Regions from separate parts of the Mus musculus genome. Here region 1 is linked to region 2. A link is a loop called in an ENCODE intact Hi-C map of the cell type or tissue named here. Cell type or tissue: left cerebral cortex. All regions are shown on one strand. Each heading gives the region's core, and the rest is flanking DNA. Links, peaks and the distances in the headings are about the cores only.

Region 1 (14,641 bases), core at 3,811-11,810, 58 kb before region 2:
TTGACATTCTCTGGCCCAATGATTTCCTTTGCAACAGCGAGGACATAACTTGGGCTGCCGCACGCCTGTCTGAATCTCCTGTCTTCCTTTATTAGGATAGTCTCACTTGAAATGACCTGGCTGCCCGCAAGAAAAGCATCCCCCCTGCCGTCCACCCTGACGAGGAGTCTGCCTTTGAGCCTGAACTATAGCTGCCGCTAACCCCTGGTTGGTCAGTGGAGTGTCCACCACATCTCGGCAAACCTTTAGCCATACATCCAGTGGTTTGCTCCTATAAGGGTGTATGGCGTCTCTGCAGGGCTTAATGACCTGCTCATAGGCTAATTGCTTGACCAGTGGCATTGCAGCATCAACATCCGGAAATACTCTCCCGGATGTCTCCACTAGTCGTGCTAGGAAGTCTGCAAACTTCTCATTGGGTACCTGTATCACCTTAGACAAGCTGGCCCCAAGGTCTCCAGTGCCTGATAGCATCTTCCAAGCTCTAAGAGCACAGTTATTAATCTGCTCATAAACCTGTATAGGATAACCTGTTTGACTGTTGGCAAAATTCCCTTGCCCCATTAACATGTTTATATTCCAGGCTGCATTGGGAAGTCCAGGGGCAGCATTAGCCACAGCCTGCTCAATGGCATGCTCAATATAAGCAGTCTTCCATGTTAAATAACCTCCTCCCAAAAGAACGGCTTTGCAGAGGTTCTGCCAATCAAAAGATATCATACAGTACCGCTGTAGGGACTCAAGCTGAGTTACAGTAAAGGCAGCCTGGACCCCATAAGTCGAAACTGACTCCTTCAATCTTTGTACAACCTTCCAATCCAGGGGTTCATGATACCGTTGCCCCTGTTGGTCCTGAAATACTGGGAAGGCCCCCGCAAATGGCAGGCACATTTTTCCAGACGTTTACATGAAGACTACGCTTTCCCCTTTTGTCTCCCTCATCTTTATAGGGGAGAGGAGAAGGCAATGGAGGGGCTGATGGTTCGGGCGACCTACTGTGCCTCAAACTCCAGCGGAACATCCGACTATAGACATCACTGTCACCATCAGTCCCGTCGCTGTCACTAGTAGGCCCTTCAGAGCTAGATTCCTTTTTCTCTTTCTTATCTTTGTTTTGTTGTCTAAGCTGTTTAGGTTTTCGGCGGCTAGCCTGAGGTGCAATCTCCTTAGCCTCCTCAAGTGCAGCTGCTCCTTCCTCTATTTCAGCATTGTACTTTCCACTGGCATCCCTCAAGCACGCCCTGACCAAGTTCCAGATGACTAACATTTTTACTTTCATTTTAGTCGCAGTTGAACCCATATCATTTAAATTCCCTCTGTCTCTATATCTGAGATCCTTAGTGCTCCGTCCCCTTTTTTCCGGGGAACCTGTCAGGCCTATGCTTTCTTTACCTACCGCTGCTTACCAAAATTTCCTTACTGCTGCTTACCAAAATTTCCCCGTGCTGAAATTCCCTTTGTCTCTATATCTGAGATCCTTAATGCTTCGTCCCTCCCGCCCCACCCCCACCCCCGGGAACTTGACAGACCTGTGCTTTCTTTAATTCCCTTCGTCTGTATTCCTGAGAACCTTAATGCTCCATCCCCTTTTTTCTGGGAAGCCTGTCTTTACTTACCGCTGCTTACCAAGATTTCCTTACCGCTGCTCTTACCAAAATTTTCCTACCGCTGCTCTTACCAAAAACTTCAAAGGCTTCTTTACTTACCATTGTTGCTGACCAACACGATGAGTTCCCTGTACGGGCCACCACTTGCCACTGTCTCTGACCCACAGAGATAAGAACGACACAGACACCAAGGCGGGTTCACGCAGCAACTTCTTTACTTGGTGCTTTTCCCCTTACAGCTCTTTCCCCAGCAGCCTCTTCTACTCCTCCTTCTTGCAGCAAGGGCTATTCTCCTATACTCACGGCAACTGACCTCATCTTGCTCCACACCACCTCATCCAATCAGAATCACACACACACCAGGCACGAGCTCAGGTAGGTCACAGATAGGCTGACAGATCCGGATCACGAGGAATATGCATGCTTTTTCACTGCGCATGCTCAGGCAAGGCAGTAAACATGCGGGGTTCACGGGGTCTGGCAATGGGCCAGAGTGCCATCTTGGCCCATGCAGCCGCACCTGCTTCCCACACTGAACAACTTGGGCTTGACTCCCATGGCACACAGTGAAAGGAGAATGAATCTTCTGTAGCCTTTGCTACTTTATGGGTTCTTCTTTCTTTCACCCTTCACCCCTTTCCCACCCTTTCAACTCCTTAACACTAGAGGGGAGAGAAAACAGGATAGAAGAAAAAGGGTGTGATGTTACCATTAGACTACTTCCTGCTGATTGGGATGTGGAGTTCCTTGGAGGAAGTTTCATCCTTGCCCTCAGGATATCCGATTTCTTCTTTCTTTTTCTTTGTGTATGACTACTTAACAAACTGAGACCAACAACAACCATAAGCAACCAACCAACAACCCACCACCCCACCTACTGGGGCTCTAGAATTCCAAATATCACACAATTGCAGAAACTATCTACAGTTGGAAAAATTCTGCCCTTGCTAGAGCACGAGGCAAATCACAATCAGCTGCTGTGGACAGTCTGGAAAAAAAAAATTGCCACTACAACGTTCAGAGTTGTGCTTTACAATGCACATGCATTCACATTGCACAGGCATACACACGAGTGATAGGTTTTTAAAAAGCGAATAAGTACTTATAGAACACAGACATGACACAGCCTTAGCAGATCGATACTTTTAAAGGAACAGTTATTGCCTTGGGGAAATGGTTGCCATGAATTTTGAAGATGTCCTATTTTTGTAAGGACTGAAATCCATGCTTTTTATGAGATTGTGGCTTTGGGACTTCTGTCATCATTAGGTTCCACTTTTAAATAAAGTCACACCAAAGAAAACTGTTCCAGGCAGGTCCCTGGATTTAGAGTACCGAACCCCATTCTCAGCTTGCTCACTAGCTCCTTCCCACGGCTCCTGTAGTGCTGGGATTAAAGGCGTGTGCCACCATGCACGGCCAAAGGCTCCACCCCACAGCCCAAGGGCTCAGGAAGCAGCTGGAAACCGCCAGACTCTTCTAAGACTCTTCTCAGTCTCTGAGGTAGTGGCCGCCACACAGTTCTGCCGCCTTGGGTGATGAAAACTGAGCCACTGGCAAGCCAGATGCTTTTACGAGGTACCACTGTGAGTACCAGGGGCTAGTCTTAGTTTTGACTATTGAGTATTTAAAAGTTGGGGTTCCACAAGCCATCTCAGGTTGATAATCCCCTTGCTGAATTCAGGAAGGCACTTCGCTCAGTGTCTAGGTTACAATTAGAGGACACAACTCTAAAAGAGTCCAGATGTAGAGACGCACGGGGCAAGGGAGCTCCCACGGTGTCTCCAGGGAGCGCCTCCCTCCAACCACAGGGTTGTGTTTGCCAACCTGGAGGTTTTCCAAACCCACAAGCTAGGGGCTTTACTGAGGTTTTGTTACGTAGGTATGACTGCGTCCCTCATTGGCTATTGGTAATTGAACTCCATCTCAGGAGTCCAGGGCTTCTTTGGAGATTATGAAGGGCGGGGTTGAAATTGCTAAAGCTTTAACCACCTGTCTGCGGGTTTTCAGCAACCAGCCCACATCCGGAGGCTCTTCAGCTCCAGCTTTGAGTCATCTCATTAGCATATGCAAACCAGTAAATGCGGCGAGTCCCTGGAGAACCTTTCTGGGAACTGGTGACAGAGCTCGAATATTTGTTTTTCTTCTCTTTTGTTTTGTTTTATTTTCTATCATACCACAGTGAGGTTCAAGGGAGGGACTGCAGCCAGGGAAGGGCAGCGACAAAGAATACAGACAGCCTCGGATGGAAGCTGGGGGTCCTCCTAGGCTTTCTGAGGAGTGCTTGATTAGATAAACTTCTTAGAGTCCTGAAGTGTCCTTAGAGCTAAAACTTCTTGATTCTCCAGGAAAAGTCCAGGGAGAACCTGGAACTGGTGGTACACACTTAAGAGTCTCAGCCTTTGGGAGACTAAAGCAAGCAGGGTTGCAGGCCTCTCCAGCCTAGGCTACAGAGAAAGAATACACTTCAAAGTTAATTGATGGATGGGTTAAATATTTAAAAGTTTAAATATCCAGATAGAGCTTGACTCTCCCCAAGCTCTCCCCTTGCCTCCTGAGTCCAAGAAGCATCCTCGTTTCTATTATTCATTTCATTTATTTATTTTAATTAATTAATTTTTAATTTTACATCCCGATTTCAGCTTCCCCTCCTTCCCCTGTCTCCTACGAAACTCCCAGGAATCTATGGGGGTGGGGGGCTCATATCAATAGGGGATATGGAACCTGAAACAGCCATTTCCTGTAGCCACGCATGACTTCCACTGGATGGTGGGGACACCAACCCACCCACGAAACCTTTGGCCTACAGTTTGTCCTGCCTACAAGATGTGCATGGATAAAGAGTGAGCAGAGATTGCAGGATCAGCCCAGGAGAGAAGCACCCTTATTTTTCTGACCACAGAGGTGAGCCATGGGTTGCTGGTGTCACCCTTCCCGGCCACTAGGGTGAGCAAAAGGACAAGAACTGATGCAGCGTCAGAGCAGAAGCAAGCCTTGTTCCTGACCTGGCCAGGCTCTTGTGTGGCCAGAGGGCTGACAAGACTTTCCAAACTTAAGCTGAGGGGAACTGGTGTGACTGGGGAGGAGTGAGGAAGGAGAGGAGGCAGGGTCACATCTGTTGCCTGGCTCTTCATTGGCTCAGGCTTCTGGCTGCTGGGGTCAAAAGGCTCAGCAGAAGCACTTACTTCACAGATGTGTAAGAGTCCTCTGAGGTCTCTTTCCATGCAGGTTCTGACCTTGCAGATGTGGGCATGGAGGCACTTGCCTTTAATTCTAGCACTCGGGAGGCAGCAGCAGGCAGATCTCTGAGTTTAAGGTTAGCCTGGTCTACAGAGCAAGTTCCAAGACAGCCTGGGCTACATAAAGAAACCTTGTCTCAGGGGGAGGAAGAAGAGCAAGAGGAGAAGAAAGAAAGAAAGAAAGAAAGAAAGAAAGAAAGAAAGAAAGAAAGAAAGAAAGAAAGAAAGAAAGAAAGGAAGGAAGGAAGGAAGGAAGAAAGAAGGAAAGAAAGAGAAAGGAAAGAAAAGAAAGAAAGAGAGATAGAGAGAAGAAAAGAAGAAAGAAAGAAAGAAAGAAAGAAAGAAAGAAAGAAAGAAAGAAAGAAAGAAAGAAAGAAAGAAAGAAAGAAAGAAAGAAAATCTGGGCGTGGTGGTGCACGCCTTTAATCCCAGCACTCAGGAGGCAGAGGCAGAGGCAGGCAGATTTCTGAGTTTGAGGCCAGCCTGATCTACAAAGTGAGTTCCAGAACAGCTAGAGCTATACAGAGAAACCCTGTCTCGAAGAAAAAAAAAGGGAGAACGAAATAGAGAGAGAGAAAGGAAGAAAAAAGAAAGAAAGAAAGAAAGAAAGAAAGAAAGAAAGAAAGAAAGAAAGAGCGAGCAAGCTGGGCGGTGGTGGTGCACGCCTTTAATCCCAGCACTTGGGAGGCAGAGGCAGGTGTATTTCTGAGTTTGAGGCCAGCCTGGTCTACAGAGTGAGTTCTAGGACAGCCAGGACTACACAGAGAAACCCTGTCTCGAGAAACCAAAAAAAAAAAAAAAAAAAAAAAAGAAAGAAAGAAAGGAAGGAAGGAAGGAAGGAAGGAAGGAAGAAAATTACCTTATTATAGAGCCAACAATACAGATTTGGGATACCCCAAACTCCATGATCCAACTGTTACAAGGCAAGCCCACCAGAGACTACCATATGGACACTCTTTTTTAAAGATTTATTTTATGTATATGAGTACACTGTAGCTGTACTGATGGTTGTGAGCCACCATGTGGTTGCTGGGATTTGAACTCAGGACCTTCAGAAGAACAGTCAGTGCTCTTAATTGTTGAGCCATCCCTCCAGCCCCCATATGGACACTCTTAAAGCTGAAAAGTAGTCTTTATTGCTGGCTGGCAGCTGCACAAACCACTTGCCCAAACCATGCAGCCCGACTCTAACAGCCCTTGCTGGGTCTTTTATGCACAACATTACATCATCCAGGTTGTCACACTTCAGCCAGCCAGAAAGCAAGGTTAGTTCTTTTAGGGACTTTTCTGAACAATGAGCCAGGTCTTTGATGGATTAGGTCTTTGTTCCGACTTTGGCAGGTTTGGGAGGCCTATGTGCTAGGTTTTAAGATCAGTATGGCGCCTCTACTATGGTGTCAGTTGTGCTAAGTTCTGGGGGCCAGTCACAGAATGTGGTAACCGTCCGATGACGTTTTTATAGCAACAGAACAAACAAAGTCATAAATCAAAGCACTTGCAAAGGCATTGGTAAGAACACTAGGTAAGGGGGTCACGGCAAAGCAGGGGAAACCACATAGGCCTCAGATGCTATCAGCTGCCATTCTTTGCCCTTTGGTTGGTTGGAAGCTAAGGTAGAGATCTATTCATACATTCCAAAGGATTTACCTAATGGTCACAAAGTTGTTAAGTCATATGCAGAGGAGTATAATGAACGGCCATAAAGGGAGCAAAAAGATGCCCCAGGATAGCTTGATTCTGGACTCGCCACATTCCAACTGCTCCACATCACTGCGGCTCTGAGCAGCTCATCAGCCTTGCAGAAGGCTCCAAGGAACGTGCAGTTCTTTCCAGGAACTGTCATTCACAGTATTAAAAAAAAAAATGGTAGATAAGACAGCCCAAGTGGTCAGTCACAGTGGGGTTGCCACTGTGAGCTGAGCATTCTGGGTCACTCTGGGAAATGTAACTTCTTTCTCTTCTCCCAAAGTCTGGCCCTGCCTTCCTTGGGTTTCCTCGCTGTTTCTCTGAAGCTACCCCCCACCCCCACCTCCATCCAGGAGGTTGCTTTCAAGCCCTGTGATTTTTTTCTTTCCTCCATCTCCCTCCTCTGGGCAGCTGCCAAGGTTTACAGCTTGCTTGCCTGGTGTTCGTCTCAAACGCGAATAAAAATTGTCCTGGAGCTTTAGAAAGAAAGAGAAAAGACAGTCAAGTGGACCTGGAGTCTTGGCAGATTAGTGTCTTGGGGCCTGAGCCTCTGAGCTTACAAAATGGGGTTTATAAAAGCAACACTCACCCATCCCCACCCCCTGAATATTAAAACAGGTATTTGAGACTACAGAACACAGAGGGCTGCAGTTGAAAACGATAAATAATTCACAGCTCCCAAGAGAAAAGTTTGGATCTTACCGCAGGCCAACACAGCAAATCCCTCTTTTCTCTGCCGGCCTGATGAGGAAACCTAAGGCACAGAAAGCCAGCGCGGTTTTCAGAGCGGGGATACTTCCACCTCTTCCCTTAGCCTCAGAGCCGCCAACCAACCTGCTTCGGATGGAAAGAATGAGGTGTCTACCAAAGTTGGGGAACCGAGGCTGCGGAGATGGGCTGCAGCCAGCTCAAGCACTCCTCTGATGGCAGAGGAGCCCCACTTGGTGCTGGTTGACAGCCTCTGGTCCCCTCAGTGGGTCCTGCAAAGCCTGAGGGGACTGCCATTCCCCAGTCTGACCAGGAGGGGGCGACAAACCCCACCCCGCATTAGAAAGCCCCGTGAGGAGATTGTAACTTGCAGAGAGGAGAATCCACCCAGCCTCTTAGGTCCTGACTGTTTAGTGGGCTTCCTGTGAATCTTATTGGACGACATTACACACACACACACACACACACACACACACACACACACACACACACACACACACGCAAAAATCTCATAGAGACGGGCTCACCTCCATTTTCAGGTCCCTCTGAGTATGGGGGGGGGGGAACTGTTAAAAATCTTCAAAGCAGGGGTGAGGTGGGGAGGGGCTGGGGAGGTGGAGAGAGGGCTCAGACTTTGGTTGGGATCCACACACATAACTGTCCAGCTCCAAGGATCTGACTCCCTCTTCTGGCCTCTGTGAGCAAAGCACTCACAGGCACACTCTTTAAAAAACAAAAGCAAAAAACAAACAACAAAAGAAAACAGATCCTTAACAAATTTAAAGATTCTTTAAAATACTTGATTATTAACATAGAGGACTACAAAATATACCCTCAAGATCTTTATAGAGAAGAGCGGTGTACCTAAATGGAGGAGTATACACTTAGTATGTTTAAGGGCCTGGTTTGGTCCCTAGAATTTAAAAACTAGCAATAATCTTTAGAAAGTTCTCTTTCTTCCTTCCTTTCTTCCTTTCTTCCTTCCTTTCTTCCTTCCTTTCTTTCTTTCTTTCTTTCTTTCTTTCTTTCTTTCTTTCTATTTATTTATTTGCTTTTCAGTTCCCTTTATTGGACTGCTCCCGTCTCCCATTCACTCTGCATCACCAACTCAGTATCCCAAGGCACCAGGTGCTCAAAGGCCACTGCAGCGTGCACCTGGCTCTGCACTTCCTCCCAGACCACAAGATTATAAGAGCACCCCTCACACACCCAGGGGCTCCTATTACAGAGATAAAAAGGTTCTTGCCAGGAATACCTACGTGTGGCCTCCTCTGGCTGCATAGCTTTCTCAGAGCACAGAGGCCCCAAGATATTCAGAATTTGGTCCCATGTCAGATCAGTGCTCGGAACGAAAGGTGAACACAGTATAGCTATCACGGGAAAGTCCCTAAGCAGAGGAAAGTGTCCGTTTATCGAGTACAAAATGATGAATCCTTAGAAAATCACAGCCGCTGTCACCGTTCAATCTTTCAATGTCTCAGCTGAGATAAAATGATACAGGCTTGTGTTTCCCCCGGGGCTACAAGTTTGGACTGAATGATTCAAAGTGGAAGGAAATGCCTGTGAAAAATTTGGCCCACAGCCCAAAGCAGCCAACTGAAGAAATGAACACTGAAGAGGCTCAGCCCAGACAAGGCACCACAGGGAGAAGGCACGCCGTGGAATGCCCTCTGTAGTGCCTCATCTTTCAAAGCACTCAGGGAAGGGTTGCGTTTGGCTCACAGTTTGAAGGGATGCAGTCCGTCAGGATGGGGGAGGCATGGCGGGAGTGAGAAGTGGCTGATCACATGGGGTTTAGTCAGGAAGCAGAACTGCTGCTGGTGCTCGGCTCCCGTTCTCCTGTCTACCCCATGGAGGACCCCAGCCCTTGTCATAGTGCCACCCTAGGCCATCCTGCTTCAGTTAAGCCTCTCTGAAGATGCCCTCACTGACACCACTGATCCGTCTAGAGGTGTGTCTCCTAGGTGACTCTAAATCCCACCAAGCTGAGACTCACACCCCTTTTCCAGAGTGCCTTTAAGCTACAGAGCAGCCTGCAGAAGCAGCCATCAGACTGCGCTCTGGGGCAGGCATGAGAACAGCAGACCTCAGATTCAGGACAGGGACATCACAGGGAACATGTTGACACCAGTTGGAATAAGGAAGAGGCCAGGGTAGCACTGTCCGTACCGAGCATGAGTCTGGTGAGTGGAAACCATAGAACAGATCTGTACCAGCTCACAGCTGGGGCTTTGGCTAATGCCGGTCAGTATGGCCAGAGCCTTTAAAATAAGTACGGCCATTCATGCAAGACAATAAACACGTTGTTTCAAAATTAATTAAATAAACCAAACACAAAGAGCTGCTTTTTCTCCCGGGGATGTTGAGACAACTGGATGGGAGGCTCTGGATGGAGACCAACAATAACAGAAGGGCAGGAGGCGTCCTGTCGTCCCTCAGGACCTTGCTGTTATCCTGTCTTCCCTCTGGGGCCTATCTATCCCACTCACTTTGCAGACAGGAAAACTGAGGCCCCAAGAAGTCACTTACCATTTCCAACCTCATCTACAATAGTGAGTCTGAAGACTGGCTCGCTGGAGGAGGCTGGCATTATGAAATTTGTTCAGAAGCCATCACAAGCTCCTCCAAAGGCAGTGACCCCACCTCCAGGACAAGGAGTCCCGTTCCTCTGGCTCAGCTCGCATCCCTTGCTCATCTAGAAAACGCAAAGCGAGATTCTTCCCAGAGGCCCGGGGGTATCGGGCCACTTCTTCTTCTGCGGCAGGTGTATATTCCAGGCCCCAATCCAGGCGTGGAACTATGAGCCACTGATATCCCAGAATTCAGCAGCTTGTCTTCTGCCTGGTGGTTGTGATCCTGCCTCAGCCTGCTGAGTAGCTGGGATTTTCAGGTCTCTATCCGGCTTGTATTTGGATTTAAAACTAGTTCCTCAACTAATAGGTTTTATGATTTTTGTAAAATCAACAAACTTTTCTCTGAAGGTCAGTTTCTTCTTTTGTGGAAATAATATGTCCTCTGGAGGGCTAGTTAGATAATGCAAAGTATGGTCTAGGCCAAAGCTTGACAAAGACAAGGGGCTCAGAAAGAAAAATTAACCAGTAGGTTTAAAAAAAAAAAAAAAAGACAAGGAAAGGAAAGGCAAACAAAGCATGGGTTGGGGCGGGGTGGGGCAGGGTAGGGCAGCTGGAGAGAAGGTTCAGCAGTCAGCATTGGCCTGCTCCTGCAGAGGACCAGAGTTCAGGGTTCAGCGCCCACTTGGCAGTTCACAATGTGTTCACAATAGGATCTCCAGTTCCAGAGTATACAACATCCTTTTCTGGCCTTGAACACGGCATGCATCCAGTATACACATCTGCATGCAAGTTCACACACACATGAATAAAACTAAAGAAATAAAAAAAAACCTGCAATGATTTATAAACACACACACACACTCCTTGCCCTTCCTTATTTAATGTGGGCTCCTGATAAAAGCTGTCAGTCACTGTCGGTACTTTTACAATTGGATGTCCAGTGAGTGGGAACTTCACCCACGGTAGTTGCCAGCGCAGTGCCAACAATTTGAGGCCGAGGAAATCTGCTAGAGTCCTGCATCTGTTGGGTGGATTCTCCAGGAAGTGCAGAGTAATACGGGGGCTAAGACGGTGGATGCTGGTGAGGGGGCAGAGGTGCTGCGCAGATGTTAACACCACAGGGCTGGGCTTGCAGTTCAATTGCTAAGGTATAACGTGAACAGGGCCCAATCCACGACACCACGTCAATCTAACACGGTAGCACTGGCCTGCAATCCCGGGAGACCGTGCCAAGAAGATCAGAAGTTAAAATGGTGAGTTTGAAACCAACCTAGGATACTTGAGACCCTGTCTCAAAACCACACTGAAACAAAACAAAAGCCACAAGTTGGTGATGGTGGGAAGGATGGGAAGGAGAGATGTGTTACTAAGGTGTGGTCGCAGGATGGATTATTCCAGTCGTGGCTTTTAAAACATGCGAGGGTGGTGGTGACGGTGATAATGGCCATGTGACCTTCAGAGGATGGCTACCCTGGCAGGGATGATATGCCATGCGGTGGCAGAGATGAAGTAAGGAGCCCACAGGACGACAAGTGTAAAGGGCTTCGAGGAACAATCCAACCTCATTGTTCTGGCTACAGGCCACCAATCGGCCAGCAAAGGACTACTGGTTGTCTGTCCTCTGTGGAGAATGAAGGCAACGTGCAGTTGAAGACTGTGGCCTTGGCTGCAACATGGCTGCTGTGTCACCTTCGCGCCAAGATTGTTCTGAACCTGTCTCCTCTAGTACTCCAAGAGAGCTGACGGGAGACTCTAACAGGGCCTTGGGTCTATCCCAGAAAATGACTTAGAGCTGTCACAGCTCTTAGGGCCATCAAATCTGTCTCATCCCACCCCCTACCCACAAACCCTCACTGCCCTCAGAAAGATGATGAAGACAGAGAAGCAAATTTCCCTCCTAGGAGAGGTGGGCGGGAGGGGTGTCTCCTAGGAGCCAGGATGAACTGCGCTCTGCTCTGGAGAGTCTGCACTCTCCCCAGAGCCTGAACTACTGTTTTTTCACCTGCCGTTCCATTCCAAGCTCCTGAATGCTCTTCCTGCCTAGCAGGAAACACGTGTGAGAAGAGCCTGCAGAGGGAGTGGAAGAAGGTCGGGGAGTCTCCATGAGCTTGGGTGGGACTCCACTCCTCCGCCCACAGTTGGCATAATGTCCTCAGGGCTCATCCGTGAGTCAGCTTCCTTTCTTTCTAAGGTTGGACAAGGGCCATTGTTACATTCTTTGACAATGAATGTGGGTTTGCCCTGACCGGGCATGGGGATCCCTCCCTTTCCCAATCACCGCTTCTGGTCCTGCACCTGGTCTAGCCATTTGCTCTTGCTGCTTGGGAAACAGCTACATCAGATCAAACGGAAGCCAGAACTGGGGACTCCATGCTGTCATTTCCATGACACTCTTGTCTTTGGGGATGACACTGGTGTCTGGGGCTACTCCTCAATGTTACACATTATACATGCCCTGGTATCCTCTTGGATTTGCCAAAGACCACACTGGATCCTGTGAAATCACACCAGGAAGAGCACTGGCCTAGGCTCCAAGGGGAGTGAAGAGAGGATGGAACCCTACTGTGGATCTAGCCCAAGCTGAGATGCTTGACTCAAATAGACAGGAGCCCCATCTACCCGTTTGCTGTCACCCCTTTGGAGGCCTTTCCCATGTGTGACCTCACAGGCATCTTGCTTAATCTTTTTCATAATGTGTTTACTATCTGCCTCCTTCGCTGAGTGTGGAGGTTCCCTTCGTGGTTCATGGCTAGGTCCCCAGTGCCTAGAACATTGCTTAGCATACAGCCAATACTAGATAAATATTTGTTGACTGAGTAGAATGGATAGAAAAAAAGAAATCCAGAAAGACCAGTGGGTGAGTGAACTAGTTATTGCATGACTGTAGAAGCCCGTTTGAAGATATGACCACTGAAGGTACGGAAAGGGACAGCGAAGGCTTCATGGAGGAGGAGGTACCAGAGGCAGGAGCACAGACCAAGCGGACTCTGGAAACTATGAGATAAGCTAAGCAAGGGTGGCTCCACCTTTCCTCTGTCTCCCAGCCTTTCCTGCCCAGGCAGAGGCCCTGCCTCAATCCAGACCTCTGTGCCTCCTGTTCGGTTCTGCTGTGGGTGGAAGGGGTTTTTTCCATGGCCGATCCCTTCAGACTCTGGTTATACAGGACCTGCACTGCCGCCGCACCCCCCCCCCCCCCCCCCCCCCCGTGAGCCTCCTTCCCTGAGAACACCCAGCAGGGGCAGCTGTTGCCAGCTTTGTGCCTCTCAAATTAGTTCCCTCTCCCTCTCCTTCTGACCTCGCTAGAACATTCTCATTTACTGGCTTAGCATAGGCATTTCCTTCTTTTCTACCTAGGGTAGTGGCTCACTCTCCTGTTGAAGGGGCTGCGGTGGTATGAGCACGGGTTACAAATCAGGCTGTCTGAGCTCTAATCCCTGCCCCATTTCTCACAGACTAAGGATCCTTAAGCCCTTAGGGTCATCTGTAAACAAACATAATACCTCATAGGATTGTTATGAGAAGAGAGTTACTTGTAAGGAGCTTAGTCCAGTACGTGGTCAGCCTCTGTTCAACAAGAGGCCAGTGCTTGGTGACTGTCCCTGCCTGGCAGCTTACCTGCTCCAAGACAGAACACAGCGTGTAACATAGAATTCCCTAGGGTGGTTGTTGTTGTTGTTGTTCTTCTTCTTCTTCTTTCTTCTTTCTTCTTTCTTCTTTCTTCTTTCTTCTTTTTCTTTCTTCTTTCTTCTTTCTTCTTTCTTCTTCTTCTTCTTCTTCTTCTCCTCCTCCTCCTCCTCCTCCTCCTCCTCCTCCTCCTCCTCCTCTTCCTCCTCTTCTTCTTCTTCTTCTTTTTTTTTTTTTTTTTTTTTTTTAAAGATTTATTTTATTTATATGAGTACACTGTAGCTGTCTTCAGACACACCAGAAGAGGGCATCAGATCTCATTACAGATGGTTGTGAGCCACCACGTGGTTGCTGGGAATTGAACTCAGGACCTTTGGAAAAGCAGTCAGTGCTCTTACCCGATGAGCCATCTCTCCAGCCCTTCTTCTTCTTCTAAATTAATACTCGTAGATTCTTAGTGCTTGGGGGTGGGGGTGGGGTTGATGAACAGAAGCAAAGACAGAGCTCTCTGACTCCTATAGTCCACAAGGAACCCACTATAGTGTCCTGCACTATCCTGGCAGGCATGTGAAAGATGCTGACGTCTGTCTAATGAAGAGGATGGAGGCAGGTTACAAGGTAAACAGAAACTGTGAAGAGCTACTCCCTGTCTTCAGGGCCTCATCCTCCCTAGTCCTTCCCTGAGAGTTCTCGGGACAGAAGCCTTCCTTTCTTCCTCCCACCTACCCCATCTTCTAGCCTGGCTCACCATGCCCAAGTGCCTGACTGGGCACCCCTAGCCCTTTCCCCAGATACCACTGCCTTGTGCTACACTGTTGGAGAAGACCATGGTCAGGTGCACACCAGCTTAGAGAGTTTAGAGGAAATGCTCTGTCCCCAAGTCCCGTCACTCCGGTGTTGGCAGGGCAGGGCTGCCAGGAGCCACATGCAGCTCAGCTTGGAACTGGAAGTTTGGCTGAACAAGGGAATGAAGAAAAGAGGCAGGCACGGAGAGAGAAAGGGAGAGGGAGAGGGAGAGGGAGAGGGAGAGGGAGAGGGAGAGGGAGAGGGAGAGGGAGAGGGAAGCTAAGGTGGTGGGCAACACTCACAGCAACCACTCCACAGCAATCCAGACCCACATCAGCCTGTCTATTCAGGACAGAACCGGTTGGGGTAAGCTCGTCTCAGTAGGAGGTCTCTGTAGGGGAGCACTCTCAGGTTGCAG
Region 2 (14,641 bases), core at 3,201-11,200:
GAAGGGAGAGGCAGGGCCAAGACTTCAGGTCTCCAGAGGAGGTATGTTCATTCACCAGGAAGCTGGAGGTAGGTTTGTTTTAGACTGCAGCCTTCATCCTCTGGAAAGACACACATGGCATGCGTTCCTCTGTCACTTGATAAGCTGTGGTCCTTATGCACCGCCTACCCATTTTTCATGAAGAGGTTGTTATGCTTGTAAAACTCTGTTCAACCTAATCTAGAGCTATACAGTGAGGTCTGAAGGCCTGACTATAAGGTTATAGACTGCTGGACCAATCAGAACTTACACATCCTAATCTCCGCCCTCTGTGCAAGAGTGCATTGTCACCTCCAGAGCCCAAATCCCGAGGCTGACAAGCTCCAGTTTCCTTATCTGTAAGATACGGATGATGGGACTTCCAACTGAAGTTGTCACATGAGAAGAGGCAAGTCCCTGGCCCACTACTAGACAGACACCTGTTAAGCACCCCGTGGATGCATTTATATTAAGATGATATGCTGTCACTGCTACTGAAGCCTGGAACTCATCTCTCTAAACCATTCGCACTGTTGCTTCAGAAACTGCACACAGATCTCGCATGCGTTTCATGCATATGGTGTCTGTACAGGTTGAGTGTGGGCATGCACACGTGCGGGGCCCAGAGCAGGATATGGAATTTCCCCCCCCTCACTCTCTGCCTACTATCCTGAGACAGGGTATCCTGAACTGGAAACTTGTTACTTCAGATAGGCGGGATGGCCAGTTAGCTATGGAGATAGACCTGTCTCCCTGTCCTCTGGGGAAGGTTATGTAATCTTTAATCAACTGTTACTCAGCTCAGTCATCATATTAATTGGAATAAAAAGAAATTTTAAAAAATCCACCTTGGTTCCTTTGGTGATTTTCCAATTTCTAAAAATCAAATTAGCAGTCAAAGGACACAGGCTTCTCATTTAAAAACAAAACAAAACAAAAACCTATGCAGGAAAAGCTGGCACAGCCTTTAAGAGAAACCGATAAGAGATGTTCCTGCCTGGAGCAACAGAATCCTCAGCTTAAGGGAGCAGCCACACTCAACTGCTGAAATCATTCATTACTGTCACGTATGTCTTCAGAGTTTGTGTTAGGGAGGAAACCCACCAATCTAGCTGGGCCCAGGCCCTGCAGCCAGTGTGGCCCCAACCCCGGGTTAACCCCGGGCCTCACCCTAGCTCACCTAGCCTTTGAATATTTTCAGTCTCAGATTCTCACTCTACCGAGCAGAGCCAAGAGGCAAGAAGGGCTCTCTGTGCAGGAAGCAAAACTCATCTTAGCTGTGATCCTCAGCTAGCTTGGACAAGCTCCAGAAACCAAAGAGGCTTCACAAAAAAATGTATGCCACAGTTCAGGAATCACAAGTGTGTGTCTCTGGGGGGTGGGGGTGGGGGAGTGTGGCAGTTTACACCAGATACTGTAGAGGCAGCTGCAGGTGGAGGGTGAGATATAGTTATTTTGCCTGTTTTCTTGAGACAGGGCTTCACTCTTAACCCTTGAGTTTGTCATGTTGCCCAGGTTGGCCTCAAACTCATGATCCCCATACCTCAGTCTCCCAAGTCTTAGGGCAAGGTAGTGCTACCACACTTACTCTGGCATTTAGTATTTTACCTGGAGAAATAACTCTGGGGCTCAGGAATGAAGGAATACTAATTATTTATAGCTCTTGTGCACAGTTGATCTCTCTTGGTCCCAACAATGACTTAAGTACAAGCCAAAGGATTGGAAAATAGTGTATTTATGTACCTAGGAAGGACAGCTGCCAGCCCTTCCTGAGGAAACCACTTGGAAGAAAGCTTAGCAGGGTGAGCCTCCAGCACCTTTAGTACACCCTCCCTATCACAGAACTCAAAAGACAGCAAACAGAAACTCCTGCCACAGTTGAGGTCCAGTAGAAGCTGGCTGCCTGCTCACTTCCAGAGAGCAGACAATGGCTTTTATTATGAAGGGAAGGCTGGGAGGGATGCTGGGGTTTTCTCTGGGTCCTGTCTCTGGCTGTGCTGAGTGACAACAGCAAGGCAGAGTCCATACAGGGAACTGGAGGGAGACAGTCATGGGTCCTGGACACACACAAAAGTGTGTGTGTGTGTCTAACGGCACGGCCATGCATTTTTCTTGTGCTTGATGCCTCCTCCCCTCGACGTCCTGTCAGCAGCCTAGCACTCTGTACCTACATCTTTTTCTGTGGCTATGGACCCAGAAATCAGGTATTTCTCCACAGAGAATCCCTGTGGTTTGGCAACACAGCAAAGGTACTGGCTGTCATGGGCATAAGACAGACAACGAGAAGAGTGGTTTATTCCAATCAGATATCCTTGATTTTTTTTTTTTCTTTTTAAAATAACAGGCTGGTGACAGTATGATGGCTCATGTGACATGGTTCCAAATCTGCCACTACCCTCCATGAGGTCCCTTACTGGCCTCCAGATATCAAGGCTTTGGCAGACAGAGGCCATTCTTACATCTGTGATCATGGCTGCTACCTGCCTTTATGATGGGACCTCATTATCTCTCCACCAACAGACTTCACATTTCCAGGGTTCTGCTCAGACTTGGGCCAGACCCCATCTGGAGGTCTGAGCAGCCCAAGGTGATGGGGCCCAAGTGCCAGCAGAGTGTCCAAAGGGCCCAACTCTAGACATTGGACTTAGGGGCTGAGCTGAGGGGGATCTCCTTGAGCTCCGTCCGCATGCACAGGTACTCCCCGATGACGGCCATGAGTGCAATGCACACAGCCTGGACCAGCCACCAGGTCAGCGCCGAGGGGAAACGGGAGCTGTAGAGCCAGCAGCCCAGGAGGTGAAAGAAATGCACAGTGACAGTGAAATCCAGGCACTGCTTCCCTCGCCGGATGAAGTACAGCAAGCCCAGGGCACTGTGGGGAGAGGATAGCAGCGAGTTGTCACTGGGTTGTCCTGGCCTTACATCAGGTTTCTGGGGAAGTGGGGACAGTTAGGATGACATCATGATGATCAGAAGCAAGCACGGTAAGTGAGAAGCAAGGGTCATCCTAATCAGATGCCTACAGAAACCTACTGGGTAAGATCAAGAGTGGTTGACAGAGGGAGGTCGGGTGGAGAGTTTGATGACAAACAGCTACCCAGGAATGGTTCAGACTGCTGGGTACTGGAAAGTATACATGGTCTACGTAAAATGCAGACAAAAGCTACGTACATCTAGGCAAATCTTACTACAGCCTGGAATCAATCCATTTCCCCACTAATCAAGAAAAGCCAGAAATCTGTATACTTCCCCACCATCAGCGTAAAGTCCGAATATAAAGGACAAGATATTGTTTGAAGTACTTCCTATGAATTAACAGCACTTTACAGCTATGAGCTAAGTGATTGGATTCGCCCCACTTTACTGATGACCAAATTGCAGATAAACTATCCAAAGTCACTATACCAGTGGGTAAGGTTCAAAGCCAAGTGAGACTGCTCTTAAGTCTAAGATCTTGGTCCCTATGCTAAACTGATCCTTAAAAGATGAGCAATGGTCCTAAGAGACCTAGGATGCTAACAAGTCCAACCCCTGGTATACACAGGGAGCCTGGGGCCAGGAGAGGAAGAGGAAAGTAACTCAAGCGATGGCACAGGAGAAGAGTGTAAGCCAATTCTCCCGGTGCCTGGCGTCATTCTTTCCCTACCTCACACTACATTAAAGAACGCCATCAGGCACATACAGTGACAGCTGAGCTTTGTACTTAATTCAGAACAACAATGGAGACCATGACGGGGCCAGGCCACAGAAACACACTCTTGACCCATCTTACTACTCCCAAGAAGAAGTGCCAGCCTGCCTCATGCTTAAGTTTAGGAAGTTAGACCCCGAAAGACAGATAGTAGAGCTGGTGATACTCACCAGGTGAGGGCGTTGAGGACGAAGGACATCATTGAGAGCCGGCCTGGAGGGGTGGAGAAGCCCAGGATCTGAAGGGGAATCACAAAGGGGACATGCTAGAGGTGGCTTTGCACAGCCAGGATCCCAGCACAGAGCCGATGGCACGAGCACTCTTCTCAGAGGACAGGAGACACCATGCTCTCTTCACACGCATCCACTCGGATCTCATTTGAACCTCATGGTATATGGGGAGAGACTACTATTCTCCATTTACAAAAGATGCAAGAGTTTAGGGAAGTTGCCTGAGGCAATAGCTTGTCTAGACAGCAAGAATCAAGTCTAGGAAATCTCCTTAGCAAACTGTGGCTCCACAGGTCAGGCTTCTGCTTCACAGAAACACAGTTCACAGTATTTTCTGACATATTGTTTAGGATTGCTTTTACACTGTAGGGGCAGAGTTGAATAACCATGACCAAAAGCCCGTTAGTATCTCATCCTTCCAAAGCCGTCGGCTGAACTCAGGCTGTGGACATCAGGCCACTCTGCAACAAAGCCTGATTCCCATTGGCCCTTACAAGAAGGATGGAGTCACCCACAAGGTGCCACTACTCAGCATCTGCTATGTTTGAGATACTTATTGTTGACAGAGTACTACCAAATACTAAATACCTGTGCCATACTTCAGCTTGCAAAGGCCTTTGACATCCATGATCTCACAAAGCTCCTAGTGTCTCTTTCCACAGAATTAGTTACCCAAAGGCCAATGCAAACAACAGTAGCAAACACAAGGACTCCATCCCAGGTCTCCCGAACCAAGAACTTTGTTCATATCAACTATCACTGTCTCTCCTCTTAGCAACCTCTTAGGCTTCCACTATACCTCACAAAGCATTTTGGTTTTTTTTTTTTTTTTTTTTTTGAGACAGGGTTTCTCTGTGTTACCCTTGCTGTCCTGGAACTCACTTTTGTATAGACAAGGCTGGCCTCAAACTCAGAAATCCACCTGCCTCTACCTCCCGAGTGCTGGGATTAAAGGCGTGTGCCACCACACCCGGCACGAAGCATTTTCTTATTCTTAAACCCCTCTGGGCCTTTTAACATTTTACTATAGGTAACATGACAGGATTATCCTGCTCACTTTGCAGAGGATAAAAGGGATTGGAAAGGCAAAACAACTCTTCAAGTTCTCTCAGCTAGATTGGACCCTAAGCACAGCAGGCTCTTTGAACAGTTCACCACCTCGTACCAACAGTGTGATATTGCAGACGGGAGAGGAAACATTTGCCCAAGTCACAGGGCAGAGAGGAATTTAAAGGGACCTATCTGACACCAAGTCTTAACAGTTTCCACTTCATCATTACGGATGCCCTTTTGTCTATCCCTCTTCTTACTGTGGCTCCTGACAAGCTCAGCTGGGAGAAAGGAAGTCATTTTTCTAGAGGGTTTCAAGAAAGAGACATCATGTTTGCCCGGGACACAAGTCTGTTGACTGTAGTATCTGCCATGTGTGTTCAACCTCTAGCCACAAGCTGCGGAGCTGGCTACGAGGCTAAGCGCATAGGCAGCCAACACAACACTGTAAGGTTCTTTAAAACCCTATGAGATTTTGCTTGTTTGTATCTCGAACGCGCAGTTCCTGAGCGTGAACTTTGTAGATCACTACTTTGCTTCCTAGACTCTATCTCCTTCCCTGTTCTCGTCGTTCCGTTTTACAGATGGGCACCGGGGTCGCGCGGGGAGCGCACACTGAAATCCCTTCTTAAAAAAAAAAAGTGTCCACAAAATGAGAACTTGGCCCAGCCGGATTTAGAGCTCGGCGGTGCCCCACCACAAAACCCCACTCCTTTCCGCTAAGCTTACCTCCGCGTCGAACATCTGGTCCAGGGACGGGCTGCTGCGCACCAGCGCGTCCACCAGCGCCAGCCACAGGCCCAGAGAGCCATAGTAGACGGTCTGCATGAGTACGATCTGCGACAGGATTAGCAACGGGTCCCACACGTAGCTGCGGAACTGGCCCGCCATGCCGGCCCGCGGGGCTCGGCAGCCGCCCGCGCCTGTCAGTGCCACCACGCCATCGTCCCGCGGCCGCCGGGATACCTGCGGGAAGACACAGGGAGCTGCAGCCGGCGGGCCGGCCGTCGCCTTGGTAACGGCGCGGGAGGGAGGGAGGAGGGCCTGGGACCCGGGAGCAAGCCCATTCCCGGGTGGGAGAGGCGGGGCGGGCGGACCCACCCGTTCCGACCGCCGGGCTCCTCCCGGGTTCACTCACCCGCGACCGGCTCGAGGGTCGAAGCGTCGGAGCGCGACCGGACCTCGGCACTGGCCTCCTGACACAGCGCTGACAGACAGGACCATGGAGCGGAGGACCCGCCGGCCTAGAGAGGCCGAATAGCTGCGGCCCACGGCTTCCTGGGAAGGGAGAGCTTCCGGGGACGGCAACCGAGGGGCATTGCGCAGACGCAGTGGATGAACCCTACACGCCATCCAAAGGGGCCCTTGCGAGCAGCCCGGAAATAAACTCTGCACATGCGTAAGATGAAGGATGAAGGCAAACGGAAATGAGGCACAAAACCGTGGGTCTTGCGCGCCCTCTAGAGGGAGATTTTTAAAATCCAGCAGGTCCATTCCTAGGAGGGAAAGGGGTGGAAGGTCTAGACTTTAAAAATAAAATAAATAAAATAAATAAAAAATAAAAAATAAAATAAAATAGCATTCACTGAGGAATGGTGAGATGGTTAGAGGGCTAGATGCTTGCTGCCAAGACTGACGACCATTTTATATCTTGAACTCACATGTTGGAAGAAAAGAACTGACTGCCTCCTGTAAGCTATCATCTGACTATCACACTCATAGAAATACAATGATAACAATATAAAAAAATTTTTTTTTGTTTTTTTTCGAGACAGGGTTTCTCTGTGTAGATCTGGCTGTCCTGGAACTCACTCTGTAGACCAGGCTGGCCTCGAACTCAGAAATCCGCCTGCCTCTGCCTCCCAAGTTCTGGGATTAAAGGCATGCGCCACCACACCCGGCAACAATTTAAATTTAACAAAAGGGAACTTTTCTTTTTTTTTTTTTTTAAAGACAGAGTCTCGTGGGACCCCGACTTAGAGCGTTTCTCCCTGGAAGGTAAAGCCCCTGGACGTTCCCCAAGCTTGTTTCCCCCGATCTCTAAAATACAGCCAGAAAGAAGCTCTTTGTTCTCTATAGCCAGCAAAAAGCCTTTTTGTTTCTATACTTTACAACCAGAGATGCCTGCCTTCCTGTGCCGAGGACATGGAGATAAAAATTCAGAAAGAACTCACTCCCCACTCCTGCCTTGTAAATTTCACCAAGGACACCCGGAAGAGAAGAACTCTCCTCCCAACTCCTCCCAATTCCCCAGCTAGCTGTTAAAAGCCCCCTACTGTCACCGCTCAGGGTCAACTCCCAGCCCCTGCACAGCAGAGGGACTTCATCCTCAGCTACCTAATAATAAAACCTCTTGCAGTTTGCATCAGGTGTGGTTTTCTCTCGGGTCACTGGGGTGCTGGCCAACTCATCCTGGGACTTGAGCAGAGGCCCAGCTTCAGGGGTCTTACAGTCTCACTATGTAGCCCTGGATGGTCTGAAACTTGCTATATTCCAGACCCACATGGAATTCCCAAGGACTCCCAAGGAAATAATACATTTTAAAAAATGACTATTTTCATTTTAGATTCTCAGTGTTTTCTTTCTTTAGTACAGAGTTTTCAGGCTCTTTTTTTTTTTTCTTTTGGCCTCTGCTCCCATTATACACATGTTTAAACTAAAGGTCAGAGAAGAGGGGCAACATACTGTCTTTTGTTTTTGTTCTTGTTTTTGGAGACAGGGTTTCTCTGTGTAGCCCTGGCTGTCCTGGAACTCACTCTGTAGACCAGGCTGGCCGCAAACTCAGAAATCCACCTGCCCCTGCCTCCCAAGTGCCGGGATTAAAGGCATGCGCCACCACTGCCCAGCTAACAAACACTCTTAAAAACATAAAGTTAGCCAGATGGTAGTGGTGCACACTTTTAATTCCAGCATTCAGGAGGCAGAGGCAGGTGGATCCCTGTAAGTTTGCAGCCAGCCTGGACTACAGCATGAATTCCAGGACAGTCAAAGCTGCACAGAGAAAAACCTGTCTTGAAAAAAAAAAAATCAAAAACCTAAAATAAATAAATTAGTTAATTAAATAAAGTTAATGGCAAAACAGGTTTTGGTTCTTGTTTTCTCGAGACAGGGTTTCTTTCTTTGTGTAATCACACTGCTGGCTTTCCTAGAACTTGCTTTGTAGACCAGAATGGCCTGGAACTCACAAGAGATCCACCTGCCTCTGCCTCCCAAGTGCTGAAATTAAAAGTGTGTGCCATACTGCAGCAAAGGAGACATTATAATTCAATGTTTCCAGGGATTGCAATGGTGGGTTTGTGTCCATTGGAGGCTAGGCAGGTTTGGACACATGAGACATTGCCCTGTGCTCAGACACGGCTACATTTGATGGCAGGAGAGTGGGTGTTGAGGTGGCTCATCCAATGAGAAGAAAGCACAGCTTCTGAAATCACGCCATGACCTTGCCTGCCTCCACATTCATTTTCGATCTCCGCCTTCTCTGAGAGTGAGTAGTGGACAGTTGGCAAATATTTGCTGAATGAATCAAGAACAGAAAAGGGCAAAGGCAAATCCATGACTGAATTGATTTCTGTTCCCAGAGACCCAAGCTCCCCACTTCCACAGAAGAGCACGGGAAGGGAAGTGAACACTTCTGAGGAAGACTGTGGGCTTTCGCGCTGACTCTGCTGCTTGCTAGCAGTGTGACTACAAAGCAGCGCCCCTCTTTAAACCTCAGCTTCCCTTTTTCTTTTTCTTTTTTTAAAGATTTATTTATTTATTATATGTAAGTACACTGTAGCTGTCTTCAGACACTCCAGAAGAGGGAGTCAGATCTCCTTACGGATGGTTGTGAGATGGTTGTGAGCCACCATATGGTTGCTGGGATTTGAACTTCAGACCTTTGGAAGAGCAGTCGGGTGCTCTTACCCACTGAGCCATCTCACCAGCCCTTCCCTATTTCTGAAATGAGGAGTTGGAGTGAATGAACATTCTCCAACATCTAATCGACACTGTCTAAGAACTTTCCCGAAGGCCCCACATAGCTGCTAATCAGACTTTTCAAAGAGCAGCGATGGTCACGTGACCACTTAGAATTGCTAGGACTCTCGACAAAAGTAAAGAAACAAGGCTCTAGCCAGGGCACGTGATTTCTCTTACAGTCGGAAACTGTAAATAATTCACCTGGACTCTAGTCTGAGGATTGCTGAGCCACTCCTCTGCTCCATCATCTTTGAGGCACCTCAGTTCAGTTCAGCATAAGTGTTCAGACTCCTCCAGTTCACAGACTTGCAGAACTCAGTGTCTGTGAGACTGTCAGGGACACACATGAGTGATGGAAATCTCATAGCCCAAGACAGCTGAATGTGAAGAAACCGAGGCTGGCCAAGCAGTGGTGGTGGTGTATACCTTTAATCCTAGCACTTGGGAGGCAGAGGCAGGGAGGCAGGGAGGCAGGGAGGCAGAGAGGCAGAGAGGCAGAGAGGCAGAGAGGCAGAGAGGCAGAGAGGCAGAGAGGCAGAGAGGCAGAGAGGCAGAGAGGCAGAGAGGCAGAGAGAGGCAGAGAGGCAGAGAGGCAGAGAGGCAGAGAGGCAGAGGCAGGAGGATATCTGAGTTTGTGGCCAACCTGGTGTACTGAGCAAGTTACAGGACAGAGAAACCCTGTTACAAAAAACAAAACAAACAAACAAGAAAGAGAGGGAGAGAAGGGGAGAGGGAGAGAGGGGGAGAGGGAGAGAGGGTGAGAGGAAGAGAGGGAGAGAGGGGGAGAGGGAGAGGGGGAGAGGGAGAGAGGGAGAGAGGGAGAGAGGGAGAGAGGGAGAGAGGGAGAGAGGGAGAGAGGGAGAGAAGGGGAGAGGGAGAGAAGGGGAGAGGGAGAGATGGGGAGGGAGAGAGGGGGAGAGGGGGAGGGAGAGGAAGGTGACTTAGACTGGGCTTAAACAAAGGCTACGTGGCTGCAAGCGCCAAATTCCTTTCCACATGACAGGAGAAAGAAAGAAGGAAGAAGAGGGTGGCACTGTAGTAAAAGAAAAAGGAGCCATAAATTCCCCCACGCTGCCTAGGAAGCACAGATCAGGGAACAGATGGGGGAGCTCTAGAGAAAGATCAGCAGGGAAATGTAGTTCCCTGCTTAGTTCCCTCAGGCAGGTCAGTCCTTACTTGATCCATCCCCTTCACACCACAGCTGGGTTAGGGTCCACCCCATCTCATCCCCCACGGGAGCGTTCCTTCTCATCCTGAGATAGGACTCACGGTAGCGTTGCGACTGTGTAAACAGATCCCGTCTGATGTCACTCCTGCAGCTCAGAGCCTGCCTCTGGGAAAGCCCCAGTAGTGGGGTACATCCTTTCCTGCCCTGCTGTTTCCTTTTCCCTTTGAGGGTTCAGCTTTTGGGTTCCTACCTTGTTGAGTCTGAGGAAAGGCCACCTATGTCCTAACCTGACTCCAGCAAGGAAACTAGGGGCTAAGAGACCCATGACAGTTCTCTTCAACAGCCTCCTTAGCTTATTTTTGACATTTGATCAAAGGGTCCAGGAAATGTCATTGACTTGTCATTTGACCTTGGGCAAGTCCCCTGGTGGGCCCCATCTGAGCTCCTTAAGAAACAGGGCATATTTGGATTCTCTACAAAAGCTGAGTGTAGAGATTAGTGTCAGGATTGAAAGATGGCTAGCTCAGCAAGCCAAGGCACTTGCTGCCAAGCCTAAAAACCTGAGTCCACTTCCTGGGACACACACAGTGAGAGACTAAGAGAAGTGAACTGCCCAACTTCTACAAGCATATGGCGGTGTGTGTGTGTGTGTGTGTGTGTGTGTGTGTGTGTGTGTGTGTCCCCAGTGCTAAAGATCAAACCCAGGGCCTCCTACATTTATACAAACACTATGCTATTGAGCTACACTTCAGTCCAAAATCTATACATTTAAAGCTAATCCCAAACTGAGCATAGTGATACATGCATGTGATCCGTACACTCTGGAGTCTAGAGGCCAAGACAGGATCAGAAGTTACAGGAAGCTTGGAGACATAGAGATACCTTGTCTCAACAACAACAACTTTAAAAGAGTGAGTCAGAGCTACATATTTGGCAACCCTAGAAGATGCTCTCTAATTGACCCCAAACTAACTCCCCCAATCCAACCGAAAAATTTTCTGTGACCTTGATGTGTCCATGGTTGTCACTAAGCTTTAGGGTTTTTTTCCATTTGTAATACGGGGGAGTCGGACTAGAATAGCTGGTCCCCAAGGGCTCTTCCCACACTGCCAAGTCTGTGGTTACAAACTTATGAATGAAATTCAAACTTTGGGTCAGAGGCAGAAGTGGCAAACAGCCACCAGCTGGGACAAACTGTCCTCTGAGTGTCTGGTCATTTGGTCACTTACATCATTCCCCATATGGGGGCCTAACTACAAGCATATAAGGACAACTAGTACTGGGGTCACCTTCTGATCCACCCTGGGAAGCCACTCAGGTCCCATGGGACTGGAGTCAAATCCTGGCTCCAGTTACTGCCTCGTTTGGTAACCTTGGGGAACCTACTTCACCCCCTCCCCCGCCCCATCTTATTGTTTTTTTTTCTCTTCCATAACACAGGGATCACAGTAGCACCCCTATTGTGGGCTGTGCTGAGGATCAAATGTGTTCTTAGCCGGATAACTAGTCAGTGTTGTGTAAATGTTGGCAGGATTCATTACTGCAGTTATTTCTTCCTTTGGAATGTGGGAGTGGAAATACCTAAGCTCTCAGGATTGAGACAAGGATCTTACTATAATAAGTATCAGACAGAACTAATCTGGAGCCCAGGACATAGTAGAAGCTCAATAAATATGGTTCTTTCTCTGTGTCCATCTTTTAGTACTGAGGTCTAGACCTAAGGCCTTGTGCATACCTGGAGAATGTCTCATGGACAAGTTTCCTTGTCTCCATTTTCACCTTTTATTTGAAGGCAGAGAGTCTCACTATGTAGCCCAGGCTGACTCTGCAATTCTTTTTGTACTTCCGGCAGGCTTTGAACTTGTGATCCTCCTGTCTCAGCCTCTGGCATAGCTCAGAGGACAAACTGGTGGCACCAGGGCCAGCGGCTTCTCTCTCCAATCTCAACCCCACACTTCAGCTCCCATCCTCCTCCCTCCGGAGGTTACTCCACGGCTCTGCTCACGTTTCCTTTTGGGGACTAGTTTGTGGAAGTTCTCTGAAGGCACGTCCTAGGACAGGTTACGCAATGCTGCGCTCACACTTTTTGGAAACTCCGTGTGGGAGGTTGGCATGGGTTCCTGTTCTCCACATCACTGACTGTCCTGGACTTTGGCCAGTGAGTTCCTTTCTTAGAATGGAAACGAGAGCGGGGGTTGCTCATTGGCTGCCTGTTTTCTCCTCCAAACTGAGAATACTTTGTTACCCTGACTGCATTAAGGGCTATGTGTGTGCACACATTTGAGAAGGGACATTTCCTGGGTGCCTACTGTATGTTAGAGGCTTCTCTTATCTCCTTTGGTCCTTATTTGATTTCTAAAACAAGCCTTCGAGTAGGGCACACTATTGGTATTCTCACGTAGCAGATAAGAAACCTGAGGTTGAGAGAAGGGTGCTACTTACCCAGAGGCCTCCAGAAAGGGGCAGCGCTGAACTCCAACCCAAGTCAGCTCGACTCTAGACGAAGTCACCTCTTCCCCACAGAGTCCACTGGACATTACAGTTTACATAAAAAAAAAAAAAAACCAAACCCAAAAAACAAACAACAACAACAAAAAAACTCTGACCTACATAACCTTGTCTATGTTCACCCCCCCTCCCCCCAGCAAGGTGAGCATAAATATTGTCCCCATTTCACAGATGACTGGAGCTCAGAGGGGGCAATCACTCAAGGTCAGCCAGCCGCATAAGGTATGTCTCCTCAGCAGGCAGGATCAAAATTAGGCACCACAATGGCTAGAGGCATCTCTCAGAGGTAAAGCACTCCATTAGCATGTGCAAAACTCTGGATTCCATTGCCAGTGCTGCAAACCAAAACAACGGGTAATACAGTTCAGAAGTGTGGAGAGTCTGTGTCTGCCTGCAGCCTGCGAGTTTCCAGTTCTTCCCTGTACCACAGAGGGCCAGGGGGAGAGGGTTCTGTCTTCTAAGCCTTATCACGGAGACTTTTCTGCAAAACATCTCTTAAGGGGTGGATAATGCCAGGCATGCCAGTAAGTGGCTGGGCCTCTAGTTGGCTGGTATTGTTTCTCTTAAATACCGGACTCTGCTCCAGGGGTTACCTATCCGAGTTAATGATATCTAAGACACCTTGGGAAGGAAAAGAGGCAGGCAACATATTCTCAAACAATTGCCTTCCCCTCGAATGACAAGCTTTCTTCTTCTTCTTCTTCTTCTTCTTCTTCTTCTTCTTCTTCTTCTTCTTCTTCTTCTTCTTCTTCTTCTTCTTCCTCTTCTTCTTCCTCTCCTCCTCCTCCTCCTCCTCCTCCTTCTTCTAATTGGTTGGTTCGTTGGTTGGTTTACTTTGGTTTTGAAACAAGGCCTCATTGGATAGCCCAGGCTGCCTCCTTATGTAGTCTAGGTGGACCTCAAACTCTGCATCTTCCTGTTCAGCCACTCAAGGGCTGGGATTACCCGCATGTGCTTTCATGCCTGGGCTCGTAGCTTGATTCTTGACCCTGTCCTAGAGGTAACTCCCTGTCTCTGCCTAGAAATGACTCTTTGCTCTTAACTGTAAGGACTCAGACTTTTTTTTTTTTTTTTTTTAGAAGTCGCTCATTCATTTGATAAACATTCACTAGGCATCCATTGTTTGCCAGGAACTGATGTAAACGAACGAACGAAGTTAACCAAGAGGAACACTCTAGCTTTAGGAAGCCACAGACAAGCAAGGCAGGCGGTGATGTCATATTTTAATATCAGGTGATGAAAAGCATGAAGGGGCTGGTGAGACGGAGCAGCGGGTAACCGCACCTGCTCCTGTTAACTTATGGCATCGGGGGACATGAACAGAGGGACATATTCCAGGGGACCTGAGTGAAGAGGTCACAGTGTGGAGCAGATCAGTTCGTTCGCCTGCCATGTCCTACAAGTACCTCTCTCTGAGTACTTCCTAAGTAGCTGAAGTAGCTGGCGCTCTGCTAGGCTGTGGGATCCAACATGAATGCAAGCCAGAAAGAGTCCCTCCTCCAGGGGCCTCAGAGTGTAACAGGGGCAGTGTACAAGGAACAAGGACACAGGCACAAACACAAACACATAGCTGTGAACATGTAAGTATGGTAAAGGCTGGCGAGATGGCTCAGCCGGAGCCCACTGTACCACGAGATTGCCTTCTGAACTTCACACAGCTATTATGGCACACAAAATGCCACCCACACCCCTACCTCCTGTCAAACTGATGATGATGATGGTGATAATGATGATGAAGGACATTGTGTAAAAGAATTTGAGGAGGAAAACAAGTTGGTTTTAGCAGAAAATATCTCAGAGGAAGTAGCATTTAGATTTATCCTGAAAGGTGAGGGTTGTGAACCAGGGCAATGCAAGCCCTTTGTAGTCAGAGTATCTCTAACAGTTGGGTGTCAGTAAATAGATGGAGAAAAAAAGATGGAGAAAAACATCAGGACCCTGAGACATGGAAAAATCACCATGATGGGCACAGGAAGAAGATGAGAGCCAGGCAGGCTTAGGTTTGTACACAGCTGT

The links. A loop is a pair of places that touch in the nucleus more often than their neighbours do. Peaks named below come from ENCODE experiments on the same cell type or tissue, not always from the same donor. Only the 100,000 strongest peaks of a DNase experiment are listed, where the experiment ranks them.
Region 1: a loop joins it to region 2, with 2.5 times the contacts of the local background. A loop is called at or near these places in 21 of 42 quality-filtered maps.

What each region holds. Positions count from the first base shown.
Region 1 is chr2:164,510,931-164,525,571 of GRCm38, reverse strand. No RefSeq gene overlaps it. Among named protein-coding and RNA genes, the nearest start is that of Pigt, 21 kb to the right of the region's middle. In left cerebral cortex, for the core only: CTCF peaks have their summits at 4,538 and 7,529 (motif pointing right); DNase peaks (open chromatin) are centred at 4,565, 6,955, 7,547 and 9,454.
Region 2 is chr2:164,452,607-164,467,247 of GRCm38, reverse strand. Sys1 (SYS1 Golgi-localized integral membrane protein homolog (S. cerevisiae)) reads right to left here and starts at 6,277. Exons shown (of 4, transcript NM_025575.3): 1 at 6,128-6,277; 2 at 5,719-5,955; 3 at 3,880-3,947; 4 at 1,738-2,890. The coding sequence starts at 5,880. The coding sequence ends at 2,650. It also overlaps a transcript of Trp53tg5 not described here and a transcript of Dbndd2 not described here. In left cerebral cortex, for the core only: CTCF peaks have their summits at 5,560, 5,762, 6,451 (motif pointing left) and 10,051; DNase peaks (open chromatin) are centred at 6,026, 6,331, 10,146, 11,147 and 1 more place; H3K4me3 peaks cover 2,067 bases; H3K27ac peaks cover 1,806 bases.